Regions from separate parts of the Homo sapiens genome. Here region 2 is linked to region 1. A link is an interaction called in ENCODE POLR2A ChIA-PET data of the cell type or tissue named here. Cell type or tissue: PC-3. All regions are shown on one strand.

What was found. ChIA-PET counts read pairs that join two places held together with the same protein. Peaks named below come from ENCODE experiments on the same cell type or tissue, not always from the same donor. Only the 100,000 strongest peaks of a DNase experiment are listed, where the experiment ranks them.
Region 2: POLR2A ChIA-PET joins it to region 1 with 15 read pairs; 4 of 35 experiments call an interaction of 5 or more read pairs at or near these places.

Annotation. Positions count from the first base shown.
Region 1 is chr15:41,805,206-41,813,205 of GRCh38, forward strand. It overlaps MAPKBP1 (mitogen-activated protein kinase binding protein 1), which reads left to right. Exons shown (of 31, transcript NM_014994.3): 4 at 5,678-5,740; 5 at 5,973-6,030; 6 at 6,752-6,922; 7 at 7,311-7,448; 8 at 7,714-7,896. Among named protein-coding and RNA genes, the nearest start is that of JMJD7, 19 kb to the right of the region's middle. In PC-3, CTCF peaks have their summits at 1,565, 6,396 (motif pointing left) and 6,605; DNase peaks (open chromatin) are centred at 1,496, 4,136 and 6,366.
Region 2 is chr15:41,457,211-41,465,210 of GRCh38, forward strand. It overlaps RTF1 (RTF1 homolog, Paf1/RNA polymerase II complex component), which reads left to right. Exons shown (of 18, transcript NM_015138.5): 4 at 462-666; 5 at 7,561-7,675. Among named protein-coding and RNA genes, the nearest start is that of ITPKA, 33 kb to the right of the region's middle. In PC-3, no CTCF peak of the experiment used is centred here; no DNase peak of the experiment used is centred here.

The DNA of each region.
Region 1 (8,000 bases):
AGGAGCTCCAGGCTGAGCATGGAGCCTGTCCTAGTGGCTCCTACATCCCTTGGCCGTTGTTTCCCCACGGGAAGCCCCCCTACTAGAGGATGCCAGACAGCCCCTTTGAGAGACTTAATTGAGTTGAACACCCTTAATTGAGTTGGGCCTTTTCCTCAGCCAGCTGGTGGAAGGTTGATGGGCCTTCAAGCCCAGCACAGCCCCTGTGCCCCTGTGCCCCTGTGCCCAGTCCTGAGAATGGGTTTCTCCTGGCTCCTATGCCAGAATGGCCTGGGTGAGTGCCCTGCGCACAGCTGCTCCTCTCCCGCTGGGATGGGAAGTGTCCCAGCAAGGTGACGGGGTGTATCTGGCAGCTAAGAAGAGACCTCTTGGTTGATTTAAGTGGGGAGGAGAAGAGGGAACCCCTGCTCTCCTGAGGAGGCCCTCCATTTCCTCAGCCCATGTTAAAATTGATTCTGAGATCCTCAGCTTTGAAGCATTGCACTGGGTGTGACAGAATTCTCCTCCTGAACTGTGTTCTCGTGACACCTGAGCTGAAGGAACACAGAGCTACCTTCTTACTTGCTGTAGGGTATTCGCCAGGGACAGTAGAGAGACCAGGTGGGCCTGAGAGAAGAAAAGGTTGGGACTTGGTGCCCAGGATCATGCAGTGTGTTAGCAGACAGGCCTGTGACCTCAGTGTTCTGCTCTTTCCACCTCTACACTGCCCTTGAGCATCAAGGAGTCCTAAATGCCTGAGGTACAGGAGAACCATGGACCTCTCCCCAGGGCCCTCATTCACACTCTGCTACCCAGGAGGTTCCTTGGCAGCCAGGGCTTTGAGATCTTGCCCCTAGTGACTTGAAGACATATTCACTTGTTTACAAATAATTACTGAGGGCCTATCGTCTAGGCCCTGGGAAATTAACAGTAAGTAAAACAGACCAAAAATACCATCCTCACAGAACTGGCAGTCTGGTGTGTGAAGATGGATCCCCACCCCCAGTGTAAGTTATAAGCGTGATTACAAATTGATGTGTGCTTTGGAAACAGTAGAAGCGGTAGCAGTGACGGAGGTAGGGTTGTAATGATAAATAGGGCTGGAGGGCGACATTTGAGCGAGGCCAGAAGCCCCTTTGGCATGCTTCTGTGAGTCATTCTCAGATTTTACCTGGTCTGAAAGAAAACAATTCAAAGGCCCAGGGTCCCTGGTTGACCTTGTGTGTCCTGCTCCCTGTGTCTGTGCTGCCCCATGCATAGCTCATCCCATCTGGGGGATGGAGAGTGGTAGGAGGTGGATCCTATGGGAATCCTGGGCTCTTTGTGGTAGCAGCAGGCCTGGACCTGTGTAGGGAAGGGGGATGTTGAAGGCTTGGCCCTTCCTGGGCAGTGGGCCCAGCACCTGGCACTGGTACTCCACAGCGTGACTCCCCCAGGCTGAGGCCTTACGTCCTTCTGTGAGAGTGAGCAGCCGCCCTGCACCCTCAGGTGCTGAGTTGCAGGACTCAGCTGATTGGTCCAACCCAGCCCTTGGCATGTGGTGGATCCCAGCCAGCACTGAGCAAGGGCTCACCCTGCTGGGCAGGGTCAGGGGATGTGGAGAGAAAGATTGATACAAACTGTGCCCCGCACTCCTCTCCCCAGCTGACCTAGGAGCTTGCTCAGAGTTCACCAAGAAGGCTGAGAGGGCTCCTTGGTGCTTTTGAGAACAGGTCAGGAGGGCCTCAAGTCAAGCACACAAGGAGCCCTGGCTATGCTGCTCTCACTTCAGCATCTGCGTTATCGTCCCTGCATGTGTAGCTGCGACCGTGGTTGCATGCTGTCTTTCTCTTGTTGGATGGCTTCCAAATATCAATAATTAGAAATAAAAATAGTTGCTTAAGGGATGACCTCTGTGTGTTTCCTTTTCTTGCTTAGCTCTTCCATGGCACACCTGAGAATTTCTTAGGCTATACTGGGGGCAAGGGGATGTTAGAGGAGGGAGAAATTGCCTCATTGCCTCTAGCCAGTCATCCTTCTATCTACGTAGTGTTCCTACACACACACACATGCATCATTCACCCTTCTTCCACCATGGAGCTGAACATAGGAGAAGGAGGAAACAGAGGATATTGTGTCCCAGGAAGACTGAGTTTGTATGCAGTGACTTGGAAAGTGTTTTAAGCAGTCTGATGCACTACCCTTTAAAGGCTGAAATGCTGCTTTGGGATGAGAATTAAGGGAAAACTCATAAACTTGCAAATAGATCCCAGTTTTTCTGGATTTGGAATATGGTTGGCTGGATTATGCATCGAGTCAATTCAATTAGATCAACTCTCAGCTGAAGCCCTTTACTGTGGTTCCTGTGTAACTAATCAGAAGGCTAGGGAACCTGTCCCCATTCAGACTAGAGCCTTTGCTGGAGAGAGGAGTCTGTAGAGGGCCTCAGGTCAGCACAGATTGCAGGAAGGTTCAGAAAACGTTGTTTAACCACTGAGAACTTTCTGGGCTCTGAATTCATGATAGTGGCAGGCCTGGGGCTATTACTTTTCATATACTGCATAAAGTATTAAAACCTAAATATCTAAATTTGGCTGGGCACAGTGGCTCACGCCTGTAATCCCAACACTTTGGGAGGCCAAGGTGGGTGGATCACCTGAGGTCAGGAGTTTGAGACCAGCCGACCAATATAGTGAAATCACATCTCTACTAAAAATATAAAAAAATTAGCCAGGCTTGGTGATGGGTGCCTGTAATCCCAGCTACTGGGGAGGCTGAGACAGAAGAATTGCTTGAACGCGGGAGGTGGAGGTTGCAGTGAGCCGAGATCACGCCACTGCACTCCAGCCTGGGTGATAGAGTGAGACTCCATCTCAAAAAAAAAAGAAAAAAAAATCTAAATCTGTGCACTTTGAACTCTTATAATTTTCTTTCTTTCTTTCTTTTTTTTTTTTTTTTTTGTAGACCTAGTCTCGCTCTGTCACCCAGGCTGGAGTGCCATGGCGTGATTTTGGCTTGCTGCAAGCTCCGCCTCCTGGGTTCACGCCATTCTCCTGCCTCAGCCTCCCCAGTAGCTGGGACTACAGGTGCCCGCCACCACGCCTGGCTAATTTTTGTATTTTTAGTAGAGATGGGGTTTCACCATGTTGGCCAGGATGGTCTCGATCTCCTGACCTCGTGATCTGCCAGCCTCAGCCTCCCAAAGTGCTGGGATTACAGGCGTGAGCCACCACTCCCGGCTCTGTTATAATTTTCGTTTGCCTGCTCAAGAGCGATGGGGTGCAGAGTTTCCAGAGCCATCTTGCTTTTGTCGTACTTTTTTTTTTTTTGAGACAGAGTCTAGTTCTTGTCGCCCAGGCTGGACTGCAATGGCATGATCTCAACTCATTGCAACCTTCACCTCCTGGGTTCAAGCAATTCTCCTGCCTCAGCCTCCCAAGTAGCTGGGATTACAGGTACCCACCACCACACCTGGCTTATTTTTGTATTTTTAGTAGAGATGGGGTTTTACCATGTTGGCCAGCCTGATCTCGAACTCCTGACCTCAGGTGATCTGCCTGTCTCAGCCTCCCGAAGTGCTGGGATTATAGGCATAAGCCACTGTGCCCGGCCTGTCATACTTTTTAAAACCCTCCTGACTGTGACATTCTAGAAGGGGAAGCAGGAGACTAGAAAGTGGTATAAAAAGAGAAAGGAGTTCAAGACCAGCCTGGGCAACATGGCAAAACCCCATCTCTACAAAAAATACAAAAATTAACTGGGTATGGTGGCATGTGCCTGTAATCCCAGCTACTTGGGAGGCTGAGGTGGGAGGATTGCTTGAGCCCAGGAGGTCGAGGCTGCAGGGAGCTGTGATGGTGCCATGGTGCCACTGCAGTCCAGCCTGGGTGACAGAGCGAGACCCTGCCTCAAAAAAAAAAAAAAAAATGAAGGAAGGGCTGAGCCAGGGTGGCATGAGCCTGTAATCCCAGCTACTTGGGAGGATGAGGCAGGAGGATTACTTGAGCCCAGGAGTTCAAGACCAGCTTGGGCAACATAGTGAGACCTTGTCTCAAAAAAACAGAGAAAGGAAACAGGAACAAGGAAAGAGTAGGAAATGGAGAAAGAAGGAGGAAAAAAAAACAGGAAGAGTTGAGGGGTTAGAGGAGAAAATGATGTGACTCAGGAATTCCACAGCTGTTGGTCAGCCTGGCAGTTCTGGGCATATCTAGTCACATCGGAGGTCCCAGTGTCCCCAAATTTGCATATCAAAGTGGTTTATTGAGCCCAAGATGCTTAGCCCTCACTAGCAACTTGCACCTACCTCCCTTCAAGTTTCCAGCCAGTAGTGGCGTTCAGATATGGGGGCTGCAGTGGGGTCCCACTAGGGAAAATTAGGTCTGGGGGAAGTAGCTGTCTCCTCTTTCTCTCCTCCCTGCCTTTCCTATTCGCAGTCTCCAGGCTTGCTCTTGTCTGCTATTTCCAGTGCTAATGAAGAGTTGAGGCAGAAGGGGCAACGGGCCAGGGCCTGCTGACAGCCAGGAAGCCTAAAGAGAAGCTGCCTGGCTATTGGCCTTTGGCTTCTTGCCCCCGATTCCTACTACCCAGCTTCCATCTCCGGAGCTGCCTCTGGAAAGGCAGGACCTGATTCCATCCAGCAGCCTTGCTGCCTGACGGGAGAGGTTGCCCCCACCTTCTCTGTGAGGCAGGCAGAGTCCCTGATTCTGCTTCTGGCAGTCGGGGGGTTCTTCTCAGGTTTCTTGGGGCCAGAGATTCTCAGGGTGGGGCTTGGGACCTCTGTGGCACTGTAAGGCTTTCCCAGGCCTTCTCAGGCTATCTCTATCCCCCACCCCATCTTACTGAGCCTCTCTGCTGTGTGGCCCCTGCCTCGCCTCCCACTTCCTTCCTTATTCAACACATGGTGTGGGGGGCCAGCTCTTGCCAGGTACACACGTGGGTGCACACGTGAGAGGCCTTACATCTTAAGGCACACATGCTTGATACACGTGTGGCCCCAAGCCTGTGAACGGGCTGTGCACCCGAGGCCTGCTTTGCCCAAATCACATTTCTTCTTCCCTCCTACACCCCTTCCTGGGGTATGCACAAGGGCTGCGGGATGGCCTGTGTCCCTGCTGCCCTTTGTGGGTATGGCCAGAGATAGAGCTGGTATTTAGGGGCCTGGCTGGGGGGACAGGCTTCCAGGGAACCCTTTCACCCTCATGGGGCTACAGAGATAGTTCCTCTTGGGTGGGGAAAAGGAGCAAGAACAGGTTGCCAGGAGAAAGCAGTGGAGGCTGGGCACGGTGGCTTATGCCTGTAATCCCAGCACTTTGGGAGGCAGATCACTTGAGTTCAAGAGTTTGGGACCAGCCTGGGCAACGTGGCAAGATCCCGTGTCTACAAAAAAAAAAAAAAAAAAATACAAAGATTAGCTTGCATGGTGGCACATGCCTGTGGTTCCAGCTACTAGGGAGGCTAAGGTGGGAGGATTGCTTGAACCTGCAAGTTGAGGCTGCACTGAGCCATGTTTGCACCACTGCACTCTGGCTGGGATGACAGAGTAAGATCCTGTCTCAAAAAAAAAAAAAAAAAAAAAAGAAAAGGAAAAAAACAGTGGAGCCCTTCTGAGCTCTTTCTACCCAGCTCCCTCTGCCGGGTGACTGGAAGTCCTGGGTGGCCTGGAGGGCTCCTGGGGGAGCTGTGGTTTGCTGCTGAGCCTGTTGTCTGCTCATCTCCTCAGGTGTGTGGTTGTGTTGTTCAATCCCCGGAAACACAAACAGCACCACATCCTCAACAGTTCCAGGTAAATGGGCTGGGGTCCTCAGGATACCTCTTCCTTCTGGGAGCTATGAGAAGGGCACTGTCTAGAGTCTCTATGGCTCTGGGGGCTGGGACCTGGTTGGGTCCTAAAGCCAGATGGGGAAGTGCCACATGTGCCATTGGTGTCTGCTGGTCTCACCTTTTGAGAGGCTGGGAGGGGGCTAGGCTTAGGCCAGGCTGCCAGTGCCCCTCTGAGCCTGCCCCATCTCTTGCAGGAAAACCATCACTGCCCTTGCCTTCTCCCCTGATGGCAAGTACTTGGTCACTGGAGAGGTGAGTGAGGAAGAGGGCTGGCAGTACTGTAAAGAGGGCAGGTGTCCTGGCCTCCGCAGAGAGCTGCGGTCCTAGGCCTGCTGTCACTTTGGCTTCTGAAACAGACACCAAATCCTGGTTTTCGCTATACCTTAAAATAGTGGTTCTCAAGCTTTAGTGTACATCAGAATCACTTGGAGGGCTTGTGAAAGCACACATCACTAGCCTGGTCCTCAGAGTTTCTGATTCTGTAGGTCTGGGATGGGAGTCTGAAATGTGCATTTGTAACAAGTTCCCAGAGAGTGCTGATCCTGCTGGTGAAGGAAGCGTGCTTTGGAAACCACTGCCTTAACTATTCCTTACCCCCGGGGGCCCCCTGCTGGGCTCAGGAGGAACGCTTCTGTCCTGGCGGCGTAGTCTTACTAGGGGCAGAAATAGACCTGAGTGGTAGTGGCTCTCAATGCCGGCTGCCCATCAGAACCATTCAGGGAGCTTTGAACAACCTGAAGTACAGACGGCCACCCAGAGATGCTGACTAAAATCCGGGGCCACTTTCTTCCTGGTAATCACTGTTGCCCTCAGATCTTTATCATATTTCCTCTATACCCTGCCCTGACTTTTGGCTGGGGAAGTGATGGTATCTAGTAGCTGAGGAGGCGAGGGCCCCGCTCTGGAAGACGAAGTGGGGCTGTATGCCTGTGGAGAAGTCAAGAACTCACTTCCAGTTCTTGCCTCCCTGCAGAGTGGGCACATGCCTGCCGTGCGGGTTTGGGACGTGGCAGAGCACAGCCAGGTGGCCGAGCTGCAGGAGCACAAGTATGGTGTGGCTTGTGTGGCCTTCTCTCCTAGCGCCAAGTACATTGTCTCTGTGGGCTACCAGCATGACATGATCGTCAACGTGTGGGCCTGGAAGGTGAGTGGCTGGGTGGGGTGGCCTGGCAGCCTCACAGGGGTCAAGTGTCAGCTGGGGAGGCAAGAGACTGCTGACCTGCACTGCTCCATTCCACCCCACTGAACCATTCTCATTCTAGAAAGTTATTTGAAGCAGAAAAGAGCAACTGTGTGGCCAAGCATGTTGGTTGAAGGGGCTAGCTTTATGCCTTCAAAGACTTCTGCAGGAAACGAATCTTTTCAGCTCCTCTAGAAAGGGATTATTTCCCTACCCCTCTTTTTCTGGCCAGTAAATTCTGGAAAGAAACACTTTGTCAAGTACAAATTCTAATTCTCCTCCATTCTCTGAGTCACTGTCTTCTTAGCTCCAAGAGACAGAGCCTTGATTCTTCCTTTGGCATCCCCTCCAGAAAAACATTGTGGTGGCCTCCAACAAGGTGTCCAGTCGGGTGACAGCAGTGTCCTTCTCTGAGGATTGCAGCTACTTTGTCACTGCAGGCAACCGACACATCAAATTCTGGTATCTCGATGACAGCAAGACCTCAAAGGTGAGGTGCTGAAGCTGGGAGTAGCCACCAAGGCCCCTGGCAGGGCCTGCCCAGCCCAACCCAGGAGACTCTGCCCCACTTGGGCCTCTCTCTGCATTCCCAGCAGTCATGCAGAAGTTTTGGATGAGCCAGATGCTGTCTGGGCTGAGGAGTAGGCCCAAAGAGCAAGGAGGTGCTGGAGGCGTCCCCTGTACTCTCCTAGGGCCCAGTTTCCAGGGGCAGGCTCTGGGGTGGATGGGGGTGTAACAGTGGTGTGCCTCCACAGGTGAATGCCACTGTGCCCTTGCTGGGCCGCTCAGGGCTGCTGGGAGAGCTACGGAACAACCTATTCACTGATGTGGCCTGTGGCAGAGGAAAAAAGGCGGACAGTACCTTCTGCATCACGTCCTCAGGGCTGCTGTGCGAGTTCAGTGATCGAAGGCTTTTGGACAAGTGGGTGGAGCTGAGGGTAAGTACCTCCGTCCCCAGGGGTAGGGTCTGCTCATGTCTCAGCTCAGGGGAGAACTAGTGCCCAGGGCTTCAGACTAGGGGCTGGTCCCTTGTGCATACGGG
Region 2 (8,000 bases), 350 kb before region 1:
TGGCAACAAAGCGAGACCCCAATTCTATTTAAAAAGTAAAAATAAATAGGCGCAGTGGCTCACGCCTGTAATCCCAGCACTGGGAGGCCGAGGTGGGCAGATCACCTGAGGTCAGGAGTTCGAGACCAGCCTGAACAATATGGTGAAACCCCGTCTCCAATAAAAATACAAAATTAGCTGGGTGTGGTGGCACACATCTGTAATCCCTGCTACTTGGGAGGCTGAGGCAGGAGAATCGCTTGAACCCGGGAGGTGGAGGAGCTGAGATTGTGCCACTGCACTCCAGCCTAGGCAATAAGAGCAAAACTCCATCTCAAAAAAAAAGTAAAAACAAATAAGTAAAATAACAAACTGGTTTCTTACTGTAGCTGAAAGAAGGGTGATGTTGTCAACATTGTGGAGCCGCTTGTGGCCTGTCTTCTGTAGCATAGTGTAATCTTGTGTTTGGGCCTTTGTTGCAGGTGAAGTGTCAGACTCTGACAGCAACAGCTCCTCTTCCAGTTCAGATTCAGACTCTTCCTCAGAAGATGAAGAGTTCCATGATGGCTATGGAGAAGACCTCATGGGAGATGAGGAAGACAGGGCCCGTCTGGAACAGATGACAGAGAAAGAGAGAGAGCAAGAACTGTTCAATCGCATAGAGAAGAGGGAGGTGTTGAAAAGAAGGTAAGGTTGTCCTCGTCGTTGTCCCCCCCCCGCCCCCACCTTTTCTGTTCATCTCTTTTCTCATACTTCCCTGTCCTTCACACCTGACCTACACATGGAGACTGGCATTTGGAATTGACTGTTAACATGATGAGACGCAAGTGATGTATTAAATTTCAATCACATTCATTATTTACTCAGTGCCACTGGCTTTGTTTACTAATGTACGTTATTCAGAAGGTTTTATTCATAAGACATTATTTATGTGCACTATTTAATCTTCACAACTGCTCTGTGAAGTTGGTTATACCATATTACAGAGGTAGACGCTTAGGCTTAGAGACATTAGGTAACTAAAGAGTAAGCTGCATGAAGGGAGAGACTTTGTCCTTTTCGCCACTCTATTCTTAGTGCCTAGAACAGTACCTGGCACAGAGATATGCACTAAATACTAGTTGAGTGAATGAATGAAGAAACTTGCCCAAGGTGATTTAGCTGGTAAGTGGTAGAACTGGATTTCAAACCTGGGACCATCTGACACCATAAAACACGCTGTGGCCATATCCTCTCCTGCGTCACATTTCCTGTCATTTTACCTATTCTGTAACACCGCACTACAGGCAGCATTCTAAAGGGAATTACATACTTTGGGAGGCCGAGGTGGACGGATCACCAGAGATCAGGAGTTCTAGACCAGCCTGGCCAACATGGTGAAAACCCATCTCTACTAAAAATACAAAAAAATTAGCCTGGTGTGGTGTTGTGCACCCGTAGTCCCAGCTACTCAGGAGGCCGAGGCAGGAGAATTGCTTCAACCCAGGAGATGGAGGTTGCAGTGAGCTGAGATGGCGCCACTGCACTCTAGCCTTGGTGAGAGCGAGACTCTGTCTCAATAAAAAATAAAAATAAAAATAAATAAATAAAAGGAATTACAGGCCAAGTGTGGTGGCTCACACTGGTAATCCCTGCACTTTGGGAGGCCAAGGCGGGCGGATCACTTGAGGTCAGGAGTTCGAGACCTGCCTGGCCAACATGGTGAAACCCATCTCTACTAAAAATACAAAAAATTAGCCAAGCATGGTCGTACGCATCTGTAATCCCAGCTATTCGGGATCCTGAGGCAGGAGAATGGCTGGAACCCAGGAGGCGGAGGTTGCAGTGAGCCAAGATTATGCCACTGGACTCCAGCCTGGGCGACAGAGGGAGATTCCGTCTCAAAAAATAAAAAATAAAGGGAATTACAGGCCTGGCGCGGCGGCTCACACCTGTAATCCCAGCACTTTGGGAGGCTGAGGTGGGTGGATCAGTTGATTCCAGGAATTCAAGACCAGTCATGGCAACATGGCAAAACGCTCTCTCCTACAAAAAATAGTCAGGCATGGTGGCCCATGCCTGTAGTCCCAGGTACTTGGGAGGCTGAGTCAGCAGGAGTATCATTTGAGCCCGGAATGTAGAGTTTGCAATGAGCTGAGATTGCACCACTGCACTCCAGCCTGGGTGACAGAGTGAGACCCTGTGTCAAAAAAAAGGGAGGGGAATTATAGAGATTGTTTTTGTCTTGATAAAGATCAGTACGTGATTTGATTTCTACTGAGCAAAAAGTATTGAAGTAATCATAAGATTGCGTTGGTTTTAGAACATGAATACAGTAATGATTGAGAGTAATATGGGAACACATCAAATGATATGTAAAAATTAAATGAACAAATGGTGTTTTAAAGCTTTATATTTTACAAATTGGCTTCAAATTGTTCACGCTCCTAGGTTGAAATAATTTTCCAAAATTCATATTTGGAGCCCTGTCTTCACAGGATTCAAGACTTGGAATTTCTCCTCATTATGTACAAGTTAGGTATCTGACTATCCTCTAGCATGGTTTTTGTATTTTTTTAAAAAGTCAAGTGTTAAATTACTTTTTGATATTTAGAAGCTGCTTCAATGTTTTGAACTTTTGCCATATTTTAAATGGAAAAGTTTTAAATATGGCAGTAGTTCTTCCTTATCTCCTAACAGAATTTCAAGGTAAAAATAAACTTGGCTTTTGTCTTGGAAATAAAATAGCCCTCAGAACAAGGATCCTACCTATTTAATCTTATGAAAGGAGAATAGAAGCATTTTCTTTGGCAGCACTTAGTTCCTTTTCATCTGGGAGTTTTGTTTGTCCCTTCTGGAGACCATATTAAGTATGCTGAGTTATCCTAGAGAAGAATGTTTGGCTTTCAGTCAGCAGCAAGCAATAGACATTTGATTTTTGTTTTTGTTTTTGTTTTTTTTTTTTTTTTTTGAGACAGACTTTCATTCTTGTTGCCCAGGCTGGAGTGCAATGGCACGATCTCGGCTCACTGCAACCTCCACTTCCTGGGTTCAAGTGATTCTCCTGCCTCAGCCTCCCAAGCAGCTGGGATTACAGACGCCCGCCACAACGCCCGGCTAATTTTTGTATTTTTAGTAGAGACAGGGTTTCACCATGTTGGCCAGGCTGGTCTCAAACTCCTGACCTCAAGTGATCCACCTGCCTCAGCCTCCCAAAGTGCTGGAATTACAGGTGTGAGCCACCGCGCTCGGCTTCAACATTTGTTTTGAGTGTGAATCCTTCCAAGTTTACCTATATTGGAACAAATAGGACTTAATAAACTGTGCTGGAGTTACCAGATGGTTTAAAATTTGTATATCTGAACTGTGGAAAGCATAGTAAGATGTTGTCGTGTAAGGCCAATAAGTCCTATGACAAAATCACAAAGTAGCTCAAGGGTAATAGGTGGCTTGTCTCAAACTTAGTTTTTATGTTTTTCACCTTACGTGAATGAGACAGTTGACTGATTCAGTGACTTCTTAAAAAAAAATTTTTTTTTTTTTTAGACAGAGTCTGGCTTTGTTGTCCAGGCAGGAGTGCAGTGGTGTGAACTCGGCTCACTACAATTGCCACCTCCTGGATTCAAGCCAGCCTCCCACCTCAGCCTCCCAAGTAGCTGGGACTACAGGCTGTAGGCTACCATGCCTGGCTAATATTTTTTCTTTTTTTTCTTTTTTTTTTTTTTTGAGATGGAGTCTCACTCTGTTGCCCAGGGTGGAATGCAGTGACACGATCTTGGCTCACTGCAACCTCCGCCTACCAGGTTCAGTGATTCTCCTGCCTCAGCCTCCTGTGTAGCTGGGATTACAGGCATGCGCCACTATGTCAAGCTAATTTTTTTTTTTTTTTTTGAGATGGAGTTTTGCTCTTGTTGCCCAGGCTGGAGTGCAATGGCACAATCTCGGCTCACTGCAACCTCTGCCTCCCGGGTTCAAGCAATTCTCCTGCCTCAGCCTCCCCTGTAGCTGGGATTACAGGCGCCCACCACCACGCCCAGCTAATTTTTGTATTTTTAGCAGGGACGGGGTTTCACCATGTTGGCCAGGCTGGTCTCCATCCACCTCCTGACCTGAGATGATCCACCCGCCTCTGCCTCCCAAAGTGCTGGGATTACAGGCGTAAGCCACTGTGCCTGGCCAATTTTTGTATTTTAAGTAGAGACAGGGTTTCACTATGTTGGCCAGGCTGGTTTCCAAGTCCTGACCTTAAATGATCCTCCTGCCTTGGCCTCCCAAAGTGCTGGGATCACAGGCGTGAGCCACCACACCGGCCTGGCTAATTTTTCTTTCTTTTTTTTTTTTTGAGACTGAGTCTCGCTCTGTCCCCCAGGCTGGAGTGCAGTGGCGCAACCTCGGCTGACTGCAAGCTCCGCTTCCCGGGTTCATGCTATTCTGCCTCAGCCTCCCAAGTAGCTGGGTTTACAGGCGCCCGCCACCACACCCAGCCAATTTTTTGTATTTTTAGTAGAGATGGGGTTTCACCGTGTTAGCCAGGACGGTCTTGATCTCTTGACCTCGTGTTCTGCCTGCCTTGGCCTCCCAAAGTGCTGGGATTACAGGTGTGAGCCACCGTGCCCGCCGGCCTGGCTAATTTTTCATATTGGCCAGGCTGGTCTGGAGTTCCTGACCTCAGGTGATCCACCCACCTCGGCTTTCCAAAGTGCTGGGATTACAGGCGTGAGCCACCTCTCCTGGCCCTGTAATTTTTTTTTCTTTTTTTTTTTTTTTTAGAGAGGGGGGGTTTGCCATGTTGCCCAGGCTGGTCTTGAACTCCTGGCCTCAAGCAATTCGTCCACCTCGGCTTCCCAAAATGCTGGGGTTACAGGTGTGAACCACCACCCCCAGCTTCAGTGACTTTTTTTAGTGACTATAAGAATGGTTTAGTGTGCTGATTATTAAGACAGAGGTTCAGAGCCATCATAGAAAATTGATATTTTAGTAGTTCGTTTGTTTAGCTTCAGGGCAGTGCAATATGGAAACTCTGGAATTTCCTGAATCTTTTTTACTTTAAAAGCTCTTTATATGGATTGCATTTAATCTTTGTAGTCTTTTTTATGTAAGCACCATTAGCATCCTGTTCTCTAGCCAGCAGCACCAGTAGTGAGATGTCATTTTCAGTTGTTAGATTATTCATGGGGGCAGGAAGCATAAAAGGTAGCCTGGTTGTAGAAAGGGCACTGACATTGCAGTTAGAAGGTCTAGGGGTCAAGTCAGACTCGCTGGAGGGGTGATCGGAGTTAAATCACTTTCTCTTCCTGCCTCAGCTTCCTCCTGGGGGTTGTTGTAAACCTCAAGAGAGATTATATACATAAGAACATTATGTAAATGTAAACTATCACTAACTCTAAAAAATAACTTTGTTTAAAATAACCCACTTAAAGTGTATAATTCATTGGTTTTTATATGTCCACAGAGTTGTGCAATCATCACCACAATTAATTCTAGAGCATTTTGTCACTCCTGTATTTCCCCATAAGCCTCCCAGCCCTAGGCAACCACTAATCTCCTTTCTGTCTCTCTAGATTTGCCTATTCTGGATATGTTTATTATTATTGTTGTTGTTATCAAGACAGGGTCTCGTTCTGTCACCCAGGCTGGAGTGCTGTGGCATGATTATAGCTCATTGAAGCCTCGACCTCCTGTGTTCAAGCAATCCTCCCACCTCAGCCTCCCAAGTAGCTGGGACTATAGGCGTGTGCCACCACCTGGCCAATTTTTTAAACTTTTATTAAAGAAGAGGTCTCGCTATGTTGTCCAGGCTATTCTTGAACTCCTAGCCTCAAGCAGTCCTCCTGCCTTGGCCTCCCAAAGTGTTTAGATTACAGGCATTAGCCACCATGGCCGACCTGGATATTTTATATAAATGAAATCATAATATGTAGTCTTTTGTGACTGACTTCTTTCACTTAGTATGTTTTTGAGGTTTATCCATTTAGCATGTATTAGTACTTCACTCCTTTTTATGTCTGAGTAATATTCCATTTTATGTATATACCACATTTTGTTTATCTGTCCATCTGTTGATTTATATTTGTGGTGTTTCCTCCTTTTTGCTATTGTGACTGGTGCTGCTGTGAACGTTTATATACAACAATTTGAGTACCTATTTTCAGTTCTTTTGAGTGTATACTGGAAAGTAGAATTGCTGGCTGGTACGGTAACTCTTTCTAACTTTTTGAGAAACTGCAGCTGCATCATTTTAGATTTCCCATCGGCAATAAGTGTACTAGTTTCTCCACCTCTTCACTAACACTTTAACACTTGTCTTTTCCTTTTTTTGTTGTTGTTGAGACAGGGTCTCACTCTGTCGCCCAGGCTAGCTAGAGTTCAGTGGTATGATCATGGCTGGCTGCAGCCTCAATCTCCTGGGCTCAAGCAGTTCTCCCACCTCAGCCTGCCAAGTAGCTGGGACTACAAGCATGTACCACCATGTCCAGCCAATTTTTAAAATTTTTGTAGAGACAGGGTCTCACCATGTTGTCCAGGCTAGTCTCCAACTCCTGGACTCAAGTGATCCTCCTGCCTTGGCCTCCCAAAGTACTGGAATTACAGGTGTGAGCCACCGTGCCTGGCCTCCCTTTTTGTGATAATAGCTATCCTGGTGGGTGTGAAATGGTCTTTCATTGTGTGTTTTTTGTTGTTGTTTGTTTGTTGTTTGTTTTCAAGACGGAGTCTCACTCTGTCGCCAGGCTGGAGTGCAGTGGCGTGATCTTGGCTCACTGCAACCTCCGACTCCTGGGTTCAAGCAATTCTTCTGCCTCAGCCTCCCGAGTAGCTGGGATTACAGGCACATGCCACCATGCCCAGCTAATTTTTGTATTTTTAGTGGAGATGGGGTTTCACCATTTTGGCCAGGATGGTCTCAATCTCCTGACCTCGTGATCCGTCCACCTTGGTTTCCCAAAGTGCTGGGATTACAGGTGTGAGCCACTGCACCGGGCCTGTTTGTTTGTTTGTTTATTTTTTGAGATGGAATCTCACTCTGTCGCCCAGGCTAGAGTGGCGCAGATGAGTACAGCAATACCCTATATATGTTCTCTTTCTCTCTCTTTTTTTTTTTTTGAAACGGATTCTTGCTCTGTCGCTAGGCTGGAGTGCAGTGGCGCGATCTTGGCTCATTGCAACCTCCCTCCCGGATTAAAGCGATTCTCCTGCCTCAGCCTCCCAAGTAGCTGGGACTACAAGTGTGCGCCACCATGCCCAGCTAATTTTTGTATTTTTAGTAGAGACGGGGTTTCACCATGTTGGCCAGGATGGTCTCGATCTCTTGATCCCCCCGCCTCGGCCTCCCAAAATGCTGGGATTACAGGTGTGAGCCCCTGTGCCTGGCCCGTAGTCTCTCATTTTAAACATATTCCAACTTAATGCTATCAAATATTTTATATTTTGTTGTAATTAACATATTAAATATTTTTAATGTACTTAAAAGGTACACCAGAGTTTCTTGCAGGAAAGCCAAAATATCTATTAGCTCCTTTCCCTTAGTTCCTTTCTCCTATCTAATAGAAATCAGTTTTTATATACATTTCATTGCTACTTAAAAACCAAATATCTTTTAACCAGATTTGAAATCAAGAAAAAACTAAAAACAGCCAAAAAGAAAGAAAAGAAAGAAAAGAAGAAAAAGCAAGAAGAGGAGCAAGAAAAGAAAAAACTGACACAGATTCAAGAATCTCAGGTAGGAGATTCAGTGTTCCTCATTGTCCAAAGAATAAACCTGTTTTGAGTGTGTGTGTGTGTGTGTGTGTGTGTGTGTGTGTAAAAGGTGGATTTATATTAATCAGCCTAAGTTTATAAGACTTGTGACATGGTTTCATTAATCTCTGGACATATCACCATTAGCTGTGCTGTTAAATCCTTAGCACTTTTTCCTTTGCTTTCCTTTTTCCTTTTCTTTTTTCTTTCTTCTTTCTTTTTCCCTTTTCTTCCCCTCCCTTCCTCCTTCCCCCTTCCCTTCCTCCTTCCCTTCCTCTTCCCTTTCCCTGGTCTCATTATGTTGCCCG